2 separate regions of the Homo sapiens genome follow, and region 2 is linked to region 1. Evidence: read pairs that join two places in POLR2A ChIA-PET (ENCODE). Cell type or tissue: Panc1. All regions are shown on one strand. Each heading gives the region's core, and the rest is flanking DNA. Links, peaks and the distances in the headings are about the cores only.

The links. Peaks named below come from ENCODE experiments on the same cell type or tissue, not always from the same donor. Only the 100,000 strongest peaks of a DNase experiment are listed, where the experiment ranks them.
Region 2: POLR2A ChIA-PET joins it to region 1 with 18 read pairs; 7 of 35 experiments call an interaction of 5 or more read pairs at or near these places.

Annotation. Positions count from the first base shown.
Region 1 is chr3:128,988,694-128,998,728 of GRCh38, reverse strand. CFAP92 (cilia and flagella associated protein 92 (putative)) reads left to right here and starts at 4,653. Exons shown (of 16, transcript NM_001394090.1): 1 at 4,653-4,749; 2 at 5,393-5,686; 3 at 9,811-10,001. The coding sequence starts at 5,425. RefSeq lists a silencer at 4,438-4,647 and an enhancer at 5,224-5,985. In Panc1, for the core only: no CTCF peak of the experiment used is centred there; no DNase peak of the experiment used is centred there; H3K4me3 peaks cover 1,015 bases.
Region 2 is chr3:129,226,463-129,236,497 of GRCh38, reverse strand. LOC105374102 (a long non-coding RNA gene) reads right to left here and starts at 5,756. Exons shown (of 3, transcript XR_924473.3): 1 at 5,628-5,756; 2 at 3,009-3,163; 3 at 487-841. RefSeq lists enhancers at 2,604-2,723, 4,589-5,090 and a silencer at 7,238-7,532. In Panc1, for the core only: no CTCF peak of the experiment used is centred there; DNase peaks (open chromatin) are centred at 4,937, 5,607, 5,982 and 7,171; H3K27ac peaks cover 4,048 bases.

The sequences.
Region 1 (10,035 bases), core at 2,845-7,844:
AGGCTGCTCTGTGCTCCCTGGGGATGAACTATAAGGTGCTTTGTCATCCCCCACAGATGCCCACTGAGGTGGTTTTCAGCTTTTCTCCGCAAAAACCATACTGTGAACAGTTTGTGCCATATCTTGAGTGATTTATTACTGGGCCAAGGAGTATACATATTTTATAAGCTTGTGGTATTATCAGCCTGTTTTTTGGAAACTTGTGTTGTTCTATCCAGAGCCCAGAACTGTCTGGGAATGTCCTTGGGCCATTATTTTCAGTGTCATAAAGCTTTTGGGTTTTTAGGGGTCTTGGTTAGTAGATTTGCTTAGTGTTCAGACACCAAGCTTTACTTCTATTAAAAATAGGCCTGTTGTTAGTCAAAGATTTCTTAGATACGACACCAAATGCATGATCCAAAAAAGAAAAAAATGATGAATCGGACCTTCATCAAAGTTCAAAACATTTGCACTTCAAAAGACACTATTAAGAAAATATGACGAACAAGAGACTAGGAGAAAATATTTGTAAAACATATGCCCAGTAAAGGACTTATATTCCGAATTTACAATGAACTCTTAACAACTCAGTAACAAGAAGACAAACAATCCAATCAAAAAGTGGGTGAAGATACAAACAGACATTTCACCAAAGAAGTTGTATAAATAGCCAACATGTGCATAAAACAATCTCAGTATTCTTGTTAGGGAAATGCACATGAAAACTATGATGAAATACTATATTATACTCATGAGAATAGCTGTAGTGAATAAAACAGGCAATAAATCTTGTCAAGAATTTGGAGAAACAGGAAACTTCATGTTGTTGATGGGAACACAAAATGATGCAGCCCCTGTGGAAGATAGTTTGGCAGTTTCTCAAGAAGTTAATCACAAAATGACCATACGACCCAACTCTTCCACTCCTAGATATCGACCCAAGAGAGATGAAAACACATCCACACAAAGACTTGTGTGGGAATGTTCATAGCAACGTTGTTCATAAATGTCTAAATGCCCAAGCCAAATGCCCATTAACTGATGAATGGATAGGCAAACTGTGGTCTGTCCATACAATAGAATATTATTCAGTCATGAAAAGGAATGAAATACTGACACATGCCTCAACATAAATAAACCTTGGAAACATAACGGTAGGTGAAAGAAACCAGTCACAAAGCCAGAACACAGTGTCTGACTCAATTTATAGGAAATGTCTAGAAAAGGCCAATTTTTAGAAACAAAGTAGATATGGTTGCCTAGGACTGGGAGTTGGAACAGAGATTAATTATAAATGTGCATGAAGTCTTATTAGGGGGATGAAAATGTTCTAAAATGAATTTATGATGATGATTACAGCACTAGGTAAAGTTACTGAAAATCATTGAATTCTACGCTTGAAATGGATGGATTTTATTAAATAAAAAATACTTCAATAAAGCTGTTAAAAATGGGGAAGGGGCAAGAAGAAGGTGTATGTAGCTGATTCCCAATATGCTTCCAGCTGCCAGAGTCTTGGGATAGCTTCAGGAAGGCCTCTACATAGCCTGTGGGAGCTTGGGAACCCTCCACCCGGCAGAGTAAGGATGAAGGGATGGATTGTTCAGTGACCTTGAACACCTCCTGCCCCTGGATGCTTGTCCCTCTGCTTACCAGATGTACAGTCCATGTCTTCATCCCCTTGAAGTGGGGCCAGCCTCATGACTTGCTTTGGTTAATGGCATGTAGCAGAGTGACATGGTGCTGGTTCCACGCCTAGGTCCCAAGAGGCCTTGCAACTTCTTCTTTGCCCTCTGGGATCCCTGCTCTGAGAATGCCATCTGAGGAAGCCAGGCCGGGCTATGAGGAGATGAGGCACCACATAGAAGGAAGCTGGTGTACCACTGGGGGCGGGGGAACCCATGGAGGGGAACCAGCGGGCCCACGAAGAGCCAGCAGCAACTGCCAGACATGCAAGTGAGGACTTCTGGCAGCTTCCAGCCATGTTGGTCCTCCAGCTGAGCACAGCATAGGGAGTGAGCCCAGGCGAGGCCAGCAGAGAACTACTCAGCTGATGCATGGAGTGGTGAGAAATAACAAGTGTTTGTTTGACACCATTAAGTTTGGGGATGGTTTTTACTCAGTAACAGATAACTGAAACAGAAGCCCCCCTTCCTTTGCTTCTGATCTGCCAGCCCTGAAGCCATCTTCACTGAGGTAGGGTTGTAGACCCACCACTGTCTCATACCTGAGTAGTGGGTAGCACACCTTTGCCCTCACTTCATCCTGTGATGCCCTAGGTCTTGACCCAGACACCATCTCTCTCAGGGCAGTGGTTCCATATTCTGGTTGTGCAATACAATCTTGGTGGTAATTTAAAAATATGGCTCCCGTTCCTATTATTTATTGCACAACAAATCACCCCAAAACTTAGTGGTTTAAGAGAGCAACAATTTGCTTATAAATCTACAATTTCTCATGATGGAGACAGCTTGTTTCTGTTCCTCAATGTCAGCCAGGGTGGCTCAAAGACTGAGGGCTGGGATCATTTGAAGTCTTGCACTCTCATATGTCTGGGGGTTGAGGCTGCAATTGGCTGGGAACCGTCAGTCACAACAGTTTCATGTGGCCATTTCACATGGCTGCTTGGGCTTCCTCACAACATGCTAGCTGGATTCCTAGCATGAATACTATACCTCAAAAGAACAGGGCAGAGGTAGATGGAATTTATATGACCTGGCCTCAGAAATCACATAGTGTCATTTCCTCTGCACTCTTTTGACTGAGCCAGTCACAGAGGTCTGCCCAGTTTCCAGAGAAGGAGACTAGACCCCCCAACTGGGTGGGAGGAATGTGAACCTCACAATGCCTGCCGGAAGATTATGTGGGAGGGGATCTTTTGAGGTGGCTGTCTTTGGAAAATACAATCTGCCACTGGTTTCTAAGCTCCACCCCTGGAGAGTCACTTCCACAGGTCTTTAATGAAGCCTCAGAATTGTATTTTTGACATGTAGGTGTTTCCAGTGCACATCCAGGATGGCACATTGGCCCTTGGTCCAAGACCTCTGGCCTCTCACTATTGAGCTTGGGAAGAGATTGGCTTCTGTCCTAGGTGGTGATGTGATCTAGGAACCTTTGGAGGGAAACCAGCCTCAGGCCAGTGGGTAGGACCTGGGGAGCAGGAGGCCTGATGTCTGTCCAAGAGTGGTGGTAGTGTTGAACTGCCCTTGTTAAAGGGCCCTTTTGGGGGCTGGTGTATCTGAGTAGCTTTGTATTCTTCCAGCCCTTCATGTGTCTCCTGAGCACTTCCTGGCATACAGACAGCAGTCTCCAGGCTGCTGCAGGTGGGGTGTGGGCAAGGTGGTTGCCGTTCTCGTGCTAAGAGTTTGAACCCACTCCTCACAGGGCCCACTGCCATTTGGTGTCTTCCCTAACAGCTGTACTTGAGGCTGTTTTTCAGACTGAACCCGAGGAGTATTGGAGCACCCAGTATTAAAGGGGCTGTCCCATGCCCTGAGAGCGGTCTGGGGAGGCATGCACTGGGAGGCTCAGGACTTGGGTCTCAGCCCCAGCTGCGCCACAGTTTTGCTCTTTGACACAAAGTAGGTCATAGCTCAACTCAGCTAAAGTTTTCTTAATAGCCAAGCTTGTGTGTAGCCTCAGCTCCCATTCTCTTGAACAAACTGACTGCCGGAGCAGGGTGCCCTCCCTCAACAGAAGACCTGCCTTGGCTCCCCATTGCCCATAGTCCTGTGCCCTAACCTGCCCTGTGGGGCTATGTACCATGGGCCCTGCACACTGCTACAGCCTCGCCACCCATTCCTGAAACTTGCCATGCCCTTTCACCTCTATGGGCCTTTGCATATGCTGTTCCTCTACCTGGGATGCTTTCTCTTGCTTTCACCGCCTCTGCCTAGTCACCCCCCAGATTTGGCGTTGCTCACTTCCTCCATGAGGCCTACCCCAGCCCTCTGTCCCAGCCGCTTGCTGTGCTGAGGTCCTCTACATTAGGAGCCGCAGCCAGGGCTCTCAGCTTGGGTGGTTTAGCAGACGAGCGGAGGCTTTGGAGTCAGGCAGTCCGGATTTCAACACAGTGCTGCGCCCTACTTGCTGTGTGACCTCGGGCGAATCGCTTCACCTCTCTAAGCTTTGTTTTCTGATCTCTGAGTTGGCGCTCATGATCACTAACAAGAATTCTCATGCTATTTTAAGGACATCAGCGACAGAAGCAGAGAATCTAATGAGAGGGATCGTGGGGAGGTCTGGTTTTTAAGGACATCGGCGACAGAAGCAGAGAATCTAATGAGAGGGATCGTGGGGAGGTCTGGAGTTTGCAGAGCCCACAGCTTCCTTTGCTTTTATTAAAGAATGGGAGGTGGGAGCTGATGGAGGGGGAGGAAGGAGCCATCAACCCCTACCTCCCATCGTACGGGCAAGGACCAGGCTTATAGTAGGTGCTGACGTTCCGAGTAGAAACTCCTTAATGAGTGAATGCATGAGTGAAGGAATGAAGGCAGCTGGTTTCTGAACCTGGATGTAGCCATTTGACAAACTGCGCGCAGTGGCTGAGGGGGAAAGCCCCGCCCCGCGGAGCCCCGCCCCCAGGCCGCACGCCCTCGCGTCTCCTAGCAACCGCCAAACGTAGCTGAGTGGCTGGGCCTGCGGCCCTCCCTGCACCGGCGGACGCTCCTCTCAGTCTTGGAGTCTCTTCGCCCAGGTGGCTGTGGATCCGGTACGGGAGTTGCCGCCGCGGTCCAACTCCCCGCTGCCGCCCAGCGCATCCGCTCGCAGGTACCGCCAGCACCTGGAGGGGAACCCCGACCCCTGCCCCCACCTCGGCCGCCGCAGCCCGGGACTCTTCCCGCCTCGCCTCGATGCGTGTTCCCTCTTCGGCGTTTGCCCGGCGTTCCGCCTCCATGGGCCTGAGCTGATGCCCCGAGCCCAGCACCCAGTGCACATTCATGTTCTGTCTTGGGGACAGGGCTTGCCCTCCCCGACCTCGCCAGGCTCCTGCACGTGCTGCCCCCGGCCTGGTTTGCCTCTCCCCAAATAGCAAACGCATCTTGTGCTTAGGCGCAGCAGGCCTGCCTGAGCAGACGTCCCCTCTCCCGCCTGGTGGCTCCCGGGAGCTGCTCACCTGGGGCAGGCATTCCAGAAGCCCGGCGACTGACTCCTGGTTAGGCGAAGGAAACGGGGTTGCTCGTCGTCGTGCTTACTGCCAGCCACCCTTATCTGTTGTTCCTTCATCCATTCATTCTCTAAGTCGATTGAGTACCGACTGTGTGGCAGGCAGTGAAGGAGCCCCGGCGTTCATCTAGGAGCAGGCGGGGGAAGCAGGGAAGAGAAGGGTGGGTGCTTCTGCAGGAGGCCGGGCTTACCTCCTGGAGCAGCCCTGGAATACAGGCGGGGACAGCCTTCACTTTCTCCCTGCCAGGAGCGCCGGCGGCCAGCAGTGCGCTCTGCAGCATGTCGCTACATGCCTGGGAGTGGGAAGAGGACCCCGCAAGCATAGAGCCCATCTCCTCCATCACTAGCTTTTACCAGTCCACGAGCGAGTGTGACGTGGAGGAACACCTGAAGGCCAAGGCCAGGGCCCAGGAGTCTGACTCTGACCGCCCGTGCAGCAGCATCGAGTCCTCATCTGAGCCTGCCAGCACTTTCAGCTCCGACGTGCCCCACGTGGTCCCCTGCAAATTCACCATCTCACTGGCCTTCCCTGTGAATATGGGTAGGTGCTAGAGCAGAAGTTTAACACCCTCTGAAAAAAGGAGGTGCATGACTTTCTGCAGGAGTTTAGGGCGCATACACCCCACATCCTCTCTCCACCTGCCCCACCCCAAAGCGGGCTGGCCAGTGCCAGCCAGGAGCAGAGGTTGAAAAGAAACAGCAATTTTAGGAGAGGCCCAACTGTGGCTGCATCAGCTTCACATACTTAATCCTCTCAACAACCCTAAAGCAGGTGATGTTCTGTCTGCTTTTTACAGAAGAAAAAAAAACCATGGAGAGGTTAAGGCATTGATTCTCATAAGCGCTTGTGCATCACCTAATACCTTGTTTAAAATACATTTTCCGGGAGTCTGAGGCAGGAGAGTCTCTTGAACCCCGGAGGTGGAGGTTGTGGTGAGCAGAGATCACGCCATTGCACTCCAGCCTGGGCAACAAGAGCAAAACTCTGTCAAAAAAAAAAAAAATAATAATTCTTTTTTTATTGAGATGGAGTCTTGCTCTGTCACCAGGCTGGAGTGCAGTGGTGCGATCTCAGCTCACTGCAACCTCAGCCTTCCGGGTTCAAGCAATTCTCGTGCCTCAGCCTCCCAAGTAGCTGGGATTACAGGTGCACGCCACCACACCCATCTAATTTTTGTATTTTTAGTAGAGACTGGGTTTCACCATGTTGGCCAGAATGGTCTCGAACCCCTGACCTCAGGTCATCCTCCTGCCTCAGCCTCCCAAAGTGCTGGGATTACAGGCATGAGCCACCGCACCCGGCCAAAAAATACATTTTCTCTGATCTGTTGAATCAATCTCTGAATGTAAAGGTGTATCAATTAGCTATTGCCACAAAAATGCGGTGCAACAAACCCAAACAAGCCCCCAAGCTCATGGCTGCACACAGGAACCTGAGGTTCTCCTGGAGGTGCTGGGCGCTGGTCTAGGCTGGGTTCTGCAACAGCTCAGCTCTGCTTCATGCTGCTCCTTTTCCTCCTGGACCAGTGGGCTATCCTAGACCCCTTCTTGTTCTAGAAACACGGACACACAGGAGGGCAAGCCTAGCCCCACAAACACTCCTCAAGTCTTTGAGTGTCTCCCACCTGCTAGCATTTTATTGGCCAAACCAAGTCACATGGTTCCAGCCCAATATGAGGGGAGGAGACAAGTAGTACTTCACATCTTGATAGACCTTGCTTTGTTTTGTTTTCATCTGCTTACTTGAACTAGCCCACCATTATGATTTCAACTTCTCCTGGTATTCTGTCGATGGTGTAAGTTTCTTGTATGGGTTGGAACCCCGAGAGCGCACCAACAGACAACACGAGGCGGTGTGGAGCAACATGCTGTTTCAATGAACGCCTTGGTGCAGGCCGGCTGAGGCCTAAAATGGCGTCAGCCCCAAGTGAGGACGGGGCAAAGGTTTTATAGTCTCCTGTAAACAGGAAGTGTCCTAGTCTGGCGTAACTGCTACGCTGTACCCGGATGGCCTCTTTCTCATCTTCATGTCTTCCGGCCAGGGTAGGTGTATTCCAGCCGGCTCTCCTCCTGCTTCTGCTATTTTGCTGGTGCACGCTGCTGACGTAAGTGACCTTACGCCTTGGGACTAGGCTTGAGAAGGGAGGAGTTATTCATCTCCTTAAGCTTTCAGGCCCTGGGGAGAGTCTTACAGATGGTTGCTTCAGCTATTTTGGAGGCCGACTGGTTGGGTGTATAGTATGTTTAGAACTGCTCCATCTTCTTGGTGAACTGAACTTTTTGTCATTTTATGGTGACCATTCCTGTCTAAAATGATGCCTTTACTCTTGGGTCTATTGCTATAAAGCAAAAGAGCCTGGAAAAAGACATCTGGCAAATACCAACCAAAAGAAAATTGGCACTTGACCTCCTTTAGCCCTCATCTCTTTCACAGCATCTTCTAAGCATGTTTTTGTTTTTGTTGTTGTTGTCCTCTAAAGGCATTTATAAAATGGATCTCTGTGGGGCAAAACTTCATGAGACCTTGTGTGCCTAAGAGTATTTTTTTATCATGCCAATACCTTTAAATGACATACCTTCGGCTCTACATAAAATTCTAGTTTAATTTTTTTTTCCTTCAATACCTGAGTATTTACAGATGAGTACATAAATGTTTCTTTATATAAATTATTTATTTATTTATTTTTGAGACGGAGTCTTGCTCTGTTGCCTAGACTGGAGTTCAGTGGCACAATCTCGGCTCACTGCAACCTCCACCTCCCAGGTTCAAGCAATTCTCCTGTCTCAGCTTCCCAAAGTAGCTGGGACCACAGGCACATGCCACCACGCCCAGCTAATTTTTGTATTTTTAGTAGAGATGGGGTTTCACCATATTGGTCAGGCCGGTCTTGAACTCCTGACCTTAGGTGATCCACCCGCCTTGGCTTTCCAAAACGCTGGAATTACAGACGTGAACCACCACGCCCGACCTATAAATTGTTTATTTCAGAGAAATGAGATCCTACAACTTACTTTAAAATGTTTTGACATGATTTAGATTATCTTTGAGAATATGATCAAGGATACTTGTTTTTGTTTGTTTGTTTTTAGACAGAGTCTCTCTCTGTCACCCAGGCTGGAGTACAGTGGCGCGATCTTGGCTCACTGCAACCTCCGCCTCCTGGGTTCAAGCGATTCTCCTGCCTCAGCCTCCCAAGCAGCTGGAACTACAGGCACATGCCACCATGCCCAGCTAATTTTTGTATTTTTAGTAGAGACGGGGTTTCGCCATGTTGGCCAGGCTGGTCTGGAACTCCTGACCTCAGATCATCCTCCTGCCTGGGCCTCCCAAAGTGCTAGGATTACAGGCATGAGCCACTTTGCCTGGGCAAGGATACTTGTTTTAATTTTGTTGTTTCATTTTAAACACCTATATATTAACAGTATTCCATTATATGTCTCTAATTTATCCTACCCCTTATTGGTGGATATTTGAGTTGTTTCAAATGTTTTTCTGTTGCAATTCTGCGATAGACATTCTTTACGTCCATTTTTGTGCATATATGTGGGCACTTCTGTTGCCTGTATTCCAAGAAGTAAATTTGCTGGATTGAAGGCATGTATTAATAGTTTTTGATAGATATTGTCAACTTCCCCTTTAAAAGGGCTAAATAACTTGCCTTTCTGTCTACAGAAAATGAGAGGCTCTGTTTGTCCACTTGCTGGCCCACCTGGGATTGAATCAGAAAAGGTCTAATGCTACCAGAGACTGGCAGGAGAAGCTTCACTCCAATCTCTGCACAAATGCTAACTATTTTGGTAGCAGAAAAATTAATGCTGCAGCAGTCTCCTGGGGTTAAAAATTTAGACTTTAAAAACTACAGCTTTAAAGACAGTCATGTTTTTATAGAATGATATTTGGATTAAATGTTTATGGAGCTTCTTATGATGTGAAAAGCCCCAACCTAGAGTGTGCAGTTTAAGCTGGAGTGTAAGCAACCAGGGGTGGGGTCAGGGGGCTCCTTGGGCTCTGGACTCTGGCAGAAGCCCATCTGTACCTTCCACATCCTGTCACCCTATCCACCCCGCATTGGGTAGCTTCACCCATGACATTTTTGTGAAGCTGCTTTCTCTGTCTGTCTGGAATATCTGCCAGCTTTGCTCCTCTAAGACTCTGCTAAGGTCCCCCTGGGAGGCCCACCCCACCCTCCCCATGCAGAGTTTTCTCCTCCACCTTCGTTCTTCACAACCTTGTTCCTGCTGCTATTATTGCACAAATCACATTGTACTGTGATTTTTTTTTTTTTTTTTTTTTACCTGCTTCTTAGGGCCAGGAGGGACCAGGGTAAGGCAAGTATGGCGTCTCTCCTAATAACATCTGGCCTGGCCATGTGATTTCACTTTAACTCTATCACCTTTTTAACCCTAGGCCTACTAACCAACACTCACTCTCCAACTGAGACACTCACTCTGAAAACCATGCACCTAAATTTTGCACTCAGGTGCCCAGTCCAGGTCGTGCTACTCTGCTGGCTAGGAGCACTGGACCTGTACCTCCTTCCCCAAGTCGGGCAGGCAATGTGGAGTGCTCAGCCTCTCACAACATCAAGCTCCAGGGAACTGGGGAGACGGGTCTGCTTTTCCACATGAGGTTAAAACGAGACTTTTTCAATCTGTATCTTCAAGGTCAGAAGGGAAAATATGCAAGTTTGATTGAAAAATATAAGAAACACCCTAAAACAGACAGTTCTGTTACAAAGATGCGTCGTTTTTACCACATTGAGTATTTCCTTCTGCCGGACGATGAAGAACCTAAAAAAGTTGACATATTGCTATTTCCAATGGTGGCCAAAGTATTCCTGGAGTCAGGAGTAAAGGTGCGTGTGTGAGTGTGTGTGGCCTTGTGTATGG
Region 2 (10,035 bases), core at 2,553-7,552, 240 kb before region 1:
AAAAAAAAAAAGAAAGAAATGGTGGCTCACACCTGTAATCCCAGCACTTTAGGAAGCTTGAGAACATGGCTTGAGGCCAGGAGTTTGAGACCAGCTTGGGCAACATATTGAGACCCCTCTCTATAAAAAAATTTTAAAAAATTTTAAAAATAAGGCTGGGCACAGTGGCTCATGCCTGTAATCCCAGCACTTTGAGGGTGGATCGCTTGAGCCCAGGAGTTCGAGACCAGCCTAGGCAAAATGGCAAAACCCCATATCTACTACAAATACAAACAAAAACTAGCTGGGCATGGTGGTGCGCACCTGTAGTCCCAGCTACTTGGGAGGCTGACCAGGTGGGAAGATCACTAGAGCCTGAAAGGCAGAGGTTGCAGTGAGTCGAGATTGCACCACTGCACTCTAGCCTGGGTGACAGAACGAAACCCTGTCTCACACACACAAAAAGACATGTTTTTAATGGTTAGAATGGAAAAATTTCATGTTATATGATTTTTACCAGAATAAAAAAACATAAACGACACTTTTATTGTCTTCCAGTTTCTGTGGGTAGGAATCCAGGCATAGCTCAGCTGGGGCCTCTGCTCCAGGGTCTCTCATGAGGCAGCACAAGGGCTAGATTCTCATCTGTAGGATCAGCTAAAGAAAGACCCTCCTTCAGTATCACATGATCATTGGCAGGACTCAGTTCCTCACATGCTGTGGGACTGAGGGCCTCGGTTGCTCACTGGTTGCTTACCGGCTGTTGGCCAGAGGCTGCTCTCAGTCCCTTGCCACATGGGCCTCTCCAACGCTGCAGCTCGCTTCTCCCCAGTGTGCCAACCAAGAAGGCAAGAGAGAGAGTCTGCTGGCAGAGGGAAGTAATAATTTTTGGTAACCTTATTACAAAGGAGCATCCCATCACCTTTAGTCATAGTCTATTGGGTAGAATAAAGTCACTAGGTCCAGCCCACTTTCAAAGGGAGGAGTTGACACAGGCCATAAACCCCAGGAGGCAGAGATCACTGGAAATCTCTCAGCCTTTCCACAGTGTAAGGACCCAGCAAGAAGATACCATCTACAAACCAGGAAACAGGCCCTCACCAGACAGTGAATCTGTGGACTTCCAACCTCTAGAACTGTGAGAAATAAATTTGTGTTATTTATAAGCTTTTAAAAAAAAAAGAACTATCTTAAGCAGAGAAGGCAAGTGAGTAAAATATAGAAGTATTATTCATATTCATTAAGAAATACGCTTTTTAAGAGGCTGAGGTAGGACGATCATCTGAGCCTGGAAGGTCAAGAGTACAGTGAGCCGTCATCACCCCACTGCACTCCAGCCTGGGTGACAAAGACCCTATCTCAAACAACAACAACAACAATGACAAAAAAAGAAATATGCTTCCTCCTATTTTTCAAGAGATACTTACTGTCTCTGTCTATCTTTCATTTTCCCACTTTATTTTTTTTTTTCTGTCTCTTTTGTAAGAATCAAGATCTTGCTATGTTGCCCAGGCTGGAGTGCTATTAACAGGCACTATCATAGGGCACAGCAGCCTCCAACCCCCAGGCTCAAGGATCCTCCTCTGTAGTAGCTGGGACTATAGGGGTGTACCATTTTCTCACTTTCAACAGTAACATAAACTTAAGAAGTCCTCTCCCTTCTCTTAACTTTACTAGAAGAAAAGCAGTAATGCAAGAGAGATGGTGAATAATATCTGTTAGGCCTCTGGTGGCAGGGATACGATAGAGAGAGGTAGGGACTGAGGCAAATAGGAGAGTGCACACCTCAGGTAACGGGACGGCTGTGAGTCACTGCACCTGGCTGTTGGTATGCAGGAATTCAGGCCCAGAATGGCCAATCTTGAGATTTTTCCAGAGAAACTGGAAATGGAGATTTCAAAAGAAATACTCTGATTTTTAAATTTTTGGCAACAGACTCAACATGTTTTAAAATATTGTGCATGCAGGCCAGGCATGGTGGCTCACACATATAATTCCAGCACTTTGGGAGGCCAAGGCAGGCATATCACTTGAGGTCAGGAGTTCAGAGAACAGCCTGACCAACATGGTGAAACCTTGTCTGCACTCAAAATACAAAAATTAGCCAGGCGTGGTGGCGCATGCCTGTAGTCCCAGCTACTTGGGAGATTGAGGCAGGAGAATCGCTTGAACCTGACAGGCAGAGGTTGCAGTGAGCCAAGACTGCTCTACTGTACTCCAACCTGGGCGACAGAGCGAAACTCTGTCTCAAAAATAATAATAATAATAATTGCGGCCATGTGTGGTGGCTCATGCCTGTAATCCCAGCACTTTGGAGGCCGAGGCAGGCAGATCACAAGGTCAGGAGATGGAGAACATCCTGGCTAACACGGTGAAACCCTGTCTCTACTAAAAATACAAAAAAATTAGCTAGGCGTGGTGGCATGCACCTGCAATCCCAGCTACTCAGGAGGCTGAGGCAGGAGAATTGCTTGAAGCCAGGAGGCGGAGGTTGCAGTGAGCTGAGATCATGCCACTGCACTCCAGCCTGGGCGACAGCGCAAGACTCCGTCTCAAAAAAAAAAAAAAAAGAAAAGAAATTGTGCATGCCAAGATGATGCAGACCAAAGAGAAGGAAAAAAAAAAAAAAAAAAAAAAAGCTTGCTCCAGCCCTGTGATGCTTACAAGTACCACATGGTACCCTCTTCTCTTTTCCTCGGCTTCCGGAGGTCACCTGCCCTGGTTTCTCACTTCCCTTTTTTGCCTGCTGCATCTCACACTGTTTTGCAGGGTCCTTCCTGCTGCCCATTGGATGTTGGCATTTGCTTACGGCTCAGCCCTAGACTTCCTCTTCTCACTCAGCAAGCTTCCCTGGGTGATCTCAATCACTTTCAACCAACCTACCACTGGTGTGCTGATGACACCTAAATCTAGATCCACCACCCAGCCCAGAGCTCCCAACACAGCACAACATAGGAACTGATTTCCTAACTCCACGTTTCCCTAACCAGACTCATCAACCTGTTCCAAGTCCCTGCAGACCAGCTCACCTCTCTCAATGGCACCACTCAGTTGCATAAGCCAGAAATTAGAGCCATCCTTGACATTTTCTTTCCTCTCATTCTCCACATCCAATTCATCCACATCCTTCTTTGTCTCTTCAGCAAATATACATAGAATTCTTCCTGTAGACCAGGCTGCGTATCTGGGGATGAGCAACAAACAGGACCGGGAGTCTCATGCTGTGGGCCAGTAGCTAACATTATGCTCTTTCACTGCAGCAGTCTGGGTTCAATTCCCAGCCAGGAAGTGATTCCTTTAAAAAAATTAAACAAAAATAAAACCAGAAACAAGCCTGTGTGCAGAGCCTCATGCCTGTAATCCCAGCATTTTGGGAGGTTGAGGTGGGTGGATCACCTGAGGTCAGGAGTTCGAGACCAGCCTGGCCAACATGGCAAAACCCCATCTCTACTAAAAATACAAAAATTAGCCAGGCATAGTGGCGTGCGCCTATAGTCCCGGCTACTCGGGAGGCTGAGACAGGAAAATTGCTTGAACCCAGCAGGCAGAGGTTGCAGTTGAGCCGAGATCGTGCCACTGCACTCCAACCTGAGCAACAGAGTAAGACGCCTTCTAAAAAAAAAAAATATATATATATATAATAAAAATAAACAAGTCAGGCAAAATCTCTACCCGCATAATGGCCACAGTCTAGCTGAGGTGATAGTTTTAAACCAGTTTCCTTAGCTTTGGAATTAACTTTAAATAGAGAAATTTTTTAAATTTTTAAATAGGGAGGCCAGGCGTGGTGGCTCAAGCCTGTAATCCCAGCACTTTGGGAGGCCGAGGTGGGTGGATCACGAGGTCAGGAGATCAAGACCATCCTGGCTAACACGGTGAAACTGTCTCTACTAAAAATACAAAAAAATTAGCCAGGCATGTTGGTGGGTGCCTGTAGTCCCAGCTACTTGGGAGGCTGAGGCAAAAGAATGGTGTGAACCTGGGAGGCAGAGGTTTTAGTGAGCCGAGATCGCACCACTGCACTCCAGCCTGGGCAACAGAGCAAGTCTCCATCTCAAAAAAAAAAAATTTATACAACAGAGTTGGGTAAATAAGCACTAAATGGGTTACTATAATGCAATGTGCTTAGAACTGCATCGGGCACACAGTAGGTGCTCAATAAATGCTAGTTATTATTAGAGAAAGTAAGCAAACTCATAAGGGGTAAAAGAGGAAGCTGTGACAGAGATCAAGAGAGGACCTCCTGTCATGGGGATGGGCAGAGAAGCCTTCTGTTAGGAGGCCACGTAGCAGATGAAACCTGAGGAATGAGAAGGCGGGGAGATCGACCAGTGCAAAGACGAAAAGTGGCAAATGGTTTGGACTAAGGTGGAGCAGGGTGGAGAGGGAGGAAAGAGGACCCTTGTCAGATCTATCTGGAAGTAGAATTGACATGGGTGGGTAAAGCAAGACAGTGGAAGGGATCCAAGGTGACACCTCTGTTCCTGGCTTTAATAAGCCAACATCATTGATTGAAATGGATAAACCTCGGACAGCACCAGGTTGGGGGAACAAGCTTCCCAGGAGAGGTGTTCCGTAGCCCATTTCCTGCACGGTCACTAGGATCCATCCTGACCCTCCCACCCTGTGCCACCCTGGTCCCAGTCTGCCTCCCTGGGCTCCTGAAGCAGCCTCCACCCCCTCTACCCCTCTCCAGTCTTCCCTCCACTCTGCAGCCTGGATGGCCTTGTGCACACAAACCTCCAGGCACCCCTGGTGAGCAATTAATTGCTCAGTCTAAGAGTTCAACAAGTGCTTATTGACTGCCGGGTTTATAGGCCGTTGCAGCCAGAAGGAGCCTTAATAGCCACCTACAGTCATGAGCCATGTAACAACATTTTGATCAATGATGGATCGCATATGCAACAGTGGCCCACAAGATTACAATGGCGCTGAAAAATTCCCACCACCTAGTGATGCTGTAGCTGTCTTAAAGTCATAGTGCAATGCATTACTCATGTTTTTGTGGTGATACTAGTGTAAACACACCTACTGTGCTGCCAGTCATAGAAAAGCACAGTACATAATACTTGGTAGTGACCATAAACAATTGTTACTGGTGTATGTATTTACTTTTTTTGTTGTTTTTAAGATGGAGTTGCCCAGGCTGGAATGAAGTGGCTCAATCTTGGGCGTGGTGGCGGTCGCCTGTAGTCCCAGCTACTCGGGAGGCTGAGGCAGGAGAATGGTGTGAACCCAGGAGGCGGAGATTGCAGTGAGCCGAGATTGAGCCACTGCACTCCAGCCTGGGTGACAGAGCAAGACTCTGTCTCAAAAAAAAAAAAAAAAGAATAAGGACATAAATAAATTGGGCAACATAGGGAGACCCCATGTCTACAAAAAAAAAAGAAGGAAAAGAAAATAATTTTGTACAGCTGTACAATGTGTTTGTCTTAAGCTAAGTGTCTAAAGAGTCAAAAAATTAAAAACATTTAAAAGTTTATAAAGTAAAAAAGTTATAATAAGCTAAGCATAATTTGCTATTGAAGAAAGAAAAATATATTTTATAAATTTGTGCAGCCTAAGTATACAACGTTTATGAAGTCTGCCATAGGGCATAGTCATGCCCTCGACCTTCACATTCACTCACCACTCACTCAATGACTCACCAGAGCAACTTCCAGTCCCACAAGCTCCAGGCATGGTAAACGCCCTATAGAGATGCACCATTTTTATCTTTTTTTTTTTAAATTGAGTCAGTCTTGCTCTGTCGCCCAGGCTGGAGTGCAGTGGGGTGATCTCGGCTCACTGCAACCTCCACCACCCAGGTTCAAGTGATTCTCCTGCCTCAGCCTCCCAAGTAGCTGAGATTACAGGCACATGCCACCAAGCCTGGCTAATTTTTGTATTTTTAGTAGAGTTGAGGTTTCAACATGTTGGCCAGGCTGGTCCCATTCAGCCTAGGTGTGCAGTAGGCTCTTCCATCTAGGTTTGTGTAAGTGTACTCTGTGATGTGCACACAACAGAATTGCCTAAGGAGGCATTTCTCGGAACATATCCTCACCGTTAAGTGACACATGACTATACTTTAAACTGTCAGTCATGTGGTCTTTCTGCTTCCACATTCTCACTGCCTGCCCTATCCTTGTGAGAGTCAGTGGGCAGGGCAGCAAGAGACAGGGCTTTAAATTCAAGAACCTGCATTCAGTTCAGGAAAGTTACTTAAGTTCTGGGGACTCTCGACATTTTGTCTGTAAAAGAAAAAGCGTCCTTTTTTTTTTTTTTTTTTTTTGAGACAGAGTCTTGCTCTGTTGCCCAGGCTGGAGTGCAGTGGCACAATCTCGACTCACTGCAAGCTCCGTCTCCCGGGTTCACGCCACTCTCCTGCCTCAGCCTCCGGAGTAGCTGGGACTACAGGCACCCGCCACCACGCCCAGCTAATTTTTTGTATTTTTAGTAGAGACGGGGTTTTACTGTATTAGCCAGGATGGTATCCATCTCCTGACCTTGTGATCCGCCCGCCTCGGCCTCCCAGAGTGCCGGGATTACAGGCGTGAGCCACCGCGCCAGGCCCAAAAAGTGTCCTTTTTAACTGGTGTGTGGGGGGGTCCCAGGTTCAGTGATTTGCTAGGGGGACTCATAGAACTCAGAAAAGCTGCTATACTCATGGTTATAGTTTATTACAGCAAAAGGATACAGATTAAAATCAGCACAGGAAAACGTGTTTAGGGCAGAATCTGGGAGAGAGCAGGTGCGAGTTTCCATGTGGCCTTACCGGAAGAGTTGTAGGGACCGTGCTTCATTCTCCCGTAAGGATGCGTGGTAGCCTGCAGGGAGTGTTGACAACAGGGAAGCTCACCCAAGCCTCAGTGTGCAGGTTTTTTATTGAGGGTCAGTCACACGGCCATGGAGCACCAACCTGCTTGATCTTAGTCTCCAGCATGACCCTGCAACCACGTCAAACTCAGTGTGGCCCAAGACCCGAAGCAAACAGAAACGGACATTCACCCCGAAGCACATTTTTAGCACAAGTATCTGGCAGGGCCCAAGGCCCCAGGTATGCAAAGCCACTCCATCAGGCAGGATATTTCAACTGTTTATAGGTTATCTTCCAGGAGCCGGTCTTTGGGATGTGCAGGGTTTGAGCGTCACAAGCCTGCTGAGTCACCTCTTTACTGCATAGCTTAGTCTGAACAATTACCGTGTGTATCAGCCACAGCCCAGGCAGAAGCAGACAGAATTCAGTACAAGGACTTATTACACAGGAATGGAAGAGCTGGGAAACCAAGCAGGAAGTGGGGAGGGAACTGGGAGATCAGCAACAGGAAGGACAGGAAGCCTCTCTTGCCTCTAGGGTAGAGGTGGAAGTGGAGCCCAGCAGCTGGAGCCATCTGTGGGAACCAAGGTCGTGATGAGGGCCACCTGGTGGGCACTGCAGCCACAGAGAGAGGGGCTGTCCTACTGGGAACCAGTATTCAGAGGAGAATTAGTTGCCGTCCCACCCCAGGCAGAGGGAGAAAGGGAGAAATACCCTGGTTTCTCCCTCCCCCAAGCCACCAGTCTCCCACATGCATCTCCCAGCGGCTGGCCCCGGCCTAAGACAATTGGCAAGGGAGCCTGGGAATGCAGTGTCCACAAGAGTGAGGACTCCTAGGAAATTATCACACAACATTCACTTAGGGCCTTTTCCACTGTGCCTGACACCGTGCCAGGCACATCCACCATTGCCATCCCACACAGTCCTGTATGAGAACTGCCCTGCAAGCAGACACCACCATCTCAGTTTTATGGGTGAGGAAATTTAGGGACTCTGATAAAGAAAAACAGTCTGTTGGGAATGGAAATGGAGCAAGAGGGCTGGAGGAAAAGAAGGAGAGCTGTGGGCTTCACTCGGTCATAGAATGCACAGAATGTCCTGTGAAAACCTTCCAGGGCAGGAAGGACCCCCTGTAGCCAGAGCTACAGGTGGGAAGAGTAGGGTATTCATGAAGCACATTCTTTACTAACTTAACACAGTAAAGGATTTTCTCCTGCCAGCGGCACGGTGGCTCACGCCTGTAATCCCAGCACTTTGGGAGACCAAGCTGGGTGGATCACTTGAGGTCAGGAGTTCGAGACCAGCCTGGCCAACATGGGAAAACGCTGTCTCTACTAAAAATACAAAAATTAGGCCGGGCGCAGTGGCTCACGCCTAATCCCAGCACTTTGGGAGGCCAAGGTGGGCAGATCACAAGGTCAGGAGTTTGAGACCAGCCTGGCCAATATAGTGAAACTCTGTCTCTACTAAAAATACAAAAATTCGCCGGGCGTGGTGGCGCATGTCTGTAGTCCCAGCTACTCGGGAGGCTGAGGCAGAAGAATTGCTTGAACCCAGGAGGCGGAGGTTGCAGTGAGCCCAGATCGAGCCATTGTACTCAGCCTGGATGACAGAGAGCAAGACTCTGTCTCAAAAAAAAAAAAAAAAAAAAAAAAGAATTTCCTCCTGCCTGAAGCCTCATTTCCTTCCTCAATCAAATCGCCCCCACCCATTTCTCCCCCTGGGAAGACCTGGGTTCATTCACAGCAGAAATTGTCTGCACTGAATCTTTTCTTTTTCCCCTTGCTTGCTAGGATGACTTGTGGGTTTAGTTTGTTTCATTTCTCAAAGGCTTATTCACGGCTGTTTTTCATGTCATTTCACCCTGTTCATCAGTGGGATCTTCCCAGGGGTTGCTAATACACAAGGCAGTTAATCACACGTACTCAAGATCCAGGCAGCTGAGGTCTCCCACAGATGGCTTTAAGCACACCTTTGAATGATGCTAACTTCAAGCATTTGTCCTGGCCTTCAAGAAGCACAAAGCCCTTTCCTTCCCACAGCCTACATTTGGCCTAGCACCCTGGCTGAATTTCTTGTGATTTCAGATATCAGTTATCTCCTTTCCCAAAACCCTTGTTCAAAGATTCTGTCTAAATATACTTAATTTTCCTCAGTGTGACAATGCTACAGTGGTGATGTAGGAGAATTGAAATTACCTCCGAATCTTTGAGGGAAGGCCAGGCACGGTGGCTCACGCCTGTAATCCCAGCACTTTGGGAAGGTAAGGTGGGTGAATCATGAGGTCAGGAGATCGAGACCATCCTGGCTAACACGGTGAAACCTCTCTACTAAAAATACAAAAAATTAGCCGGGCGTGGTGGCGGGCGCCTGTAGTCCCAGCTACTCGGGAGGCTGAGGCAGGAGAATGGCGTGAACCCAGGAGGCGGAGCTTGCAGTGAGCGGAGATTGCGCCACTGCACTCCAGCCTGCCGACAACGTGTGAGGGAGCATGCAGTGAGTTGTCTTGTTGGACCTTTGGACGCTGCCTTGAAGTATTAGTTGAGTCAGGAGCTGCGACCCTTATTTTTCAGGCCGTGAGCCTGCCTCCTGAATGTTCTCTGCATTTCCAGAACCTATTCTGAGAAGCTAGCTAGGTCTAGGGACTGCCAGACAGGGAGGGGCTCAGAAGGAGGTTAAAAAATATCGTAGCATTGGAGGACTAACAACCTGTTGCAGACACTCTGACACAACATACACACAATCAGATGTGGTGTCTTGAATTAGATTCAGGACCCTGTTACCCATTTCTAATTATAACTAACATTTGTTTTCACGTACACCATCCAACATAATCCTCACATCCAGCCAGGAAGAGACAGTCAAAGGGAGCAAACATTTGGGCAACCTACATGCTAAAGTGTGCTGTGGGCTTTCCTATGTGTTAATCTTGGTGAATCTTCCCCACAACTCTGCGAAGAAGGTTTTATTACTATCTCCATCTTACAGTGGATGATACAGGCTTAGAGTTGACACAAGAAATGGCAGAGCTGCAATTCCGCCCTGAGTCTTTTGATTCCAAGTCACAGGCTCTATCCACTCCCTGCTCTGGCTTTCCCACAGCAGGGCATGTCATGGGCGGGTGGCCAGCCTGCGCACTCTCCAAGAGCTTCCTCTCCATACAAGGGTGTGCATGAGTCAGAGACACGCTGGCAGGACTAAAAGAAGATGCTTATCATATTACCTTGAATTTGTCTTTCTTTATCCAACCATAACATCTG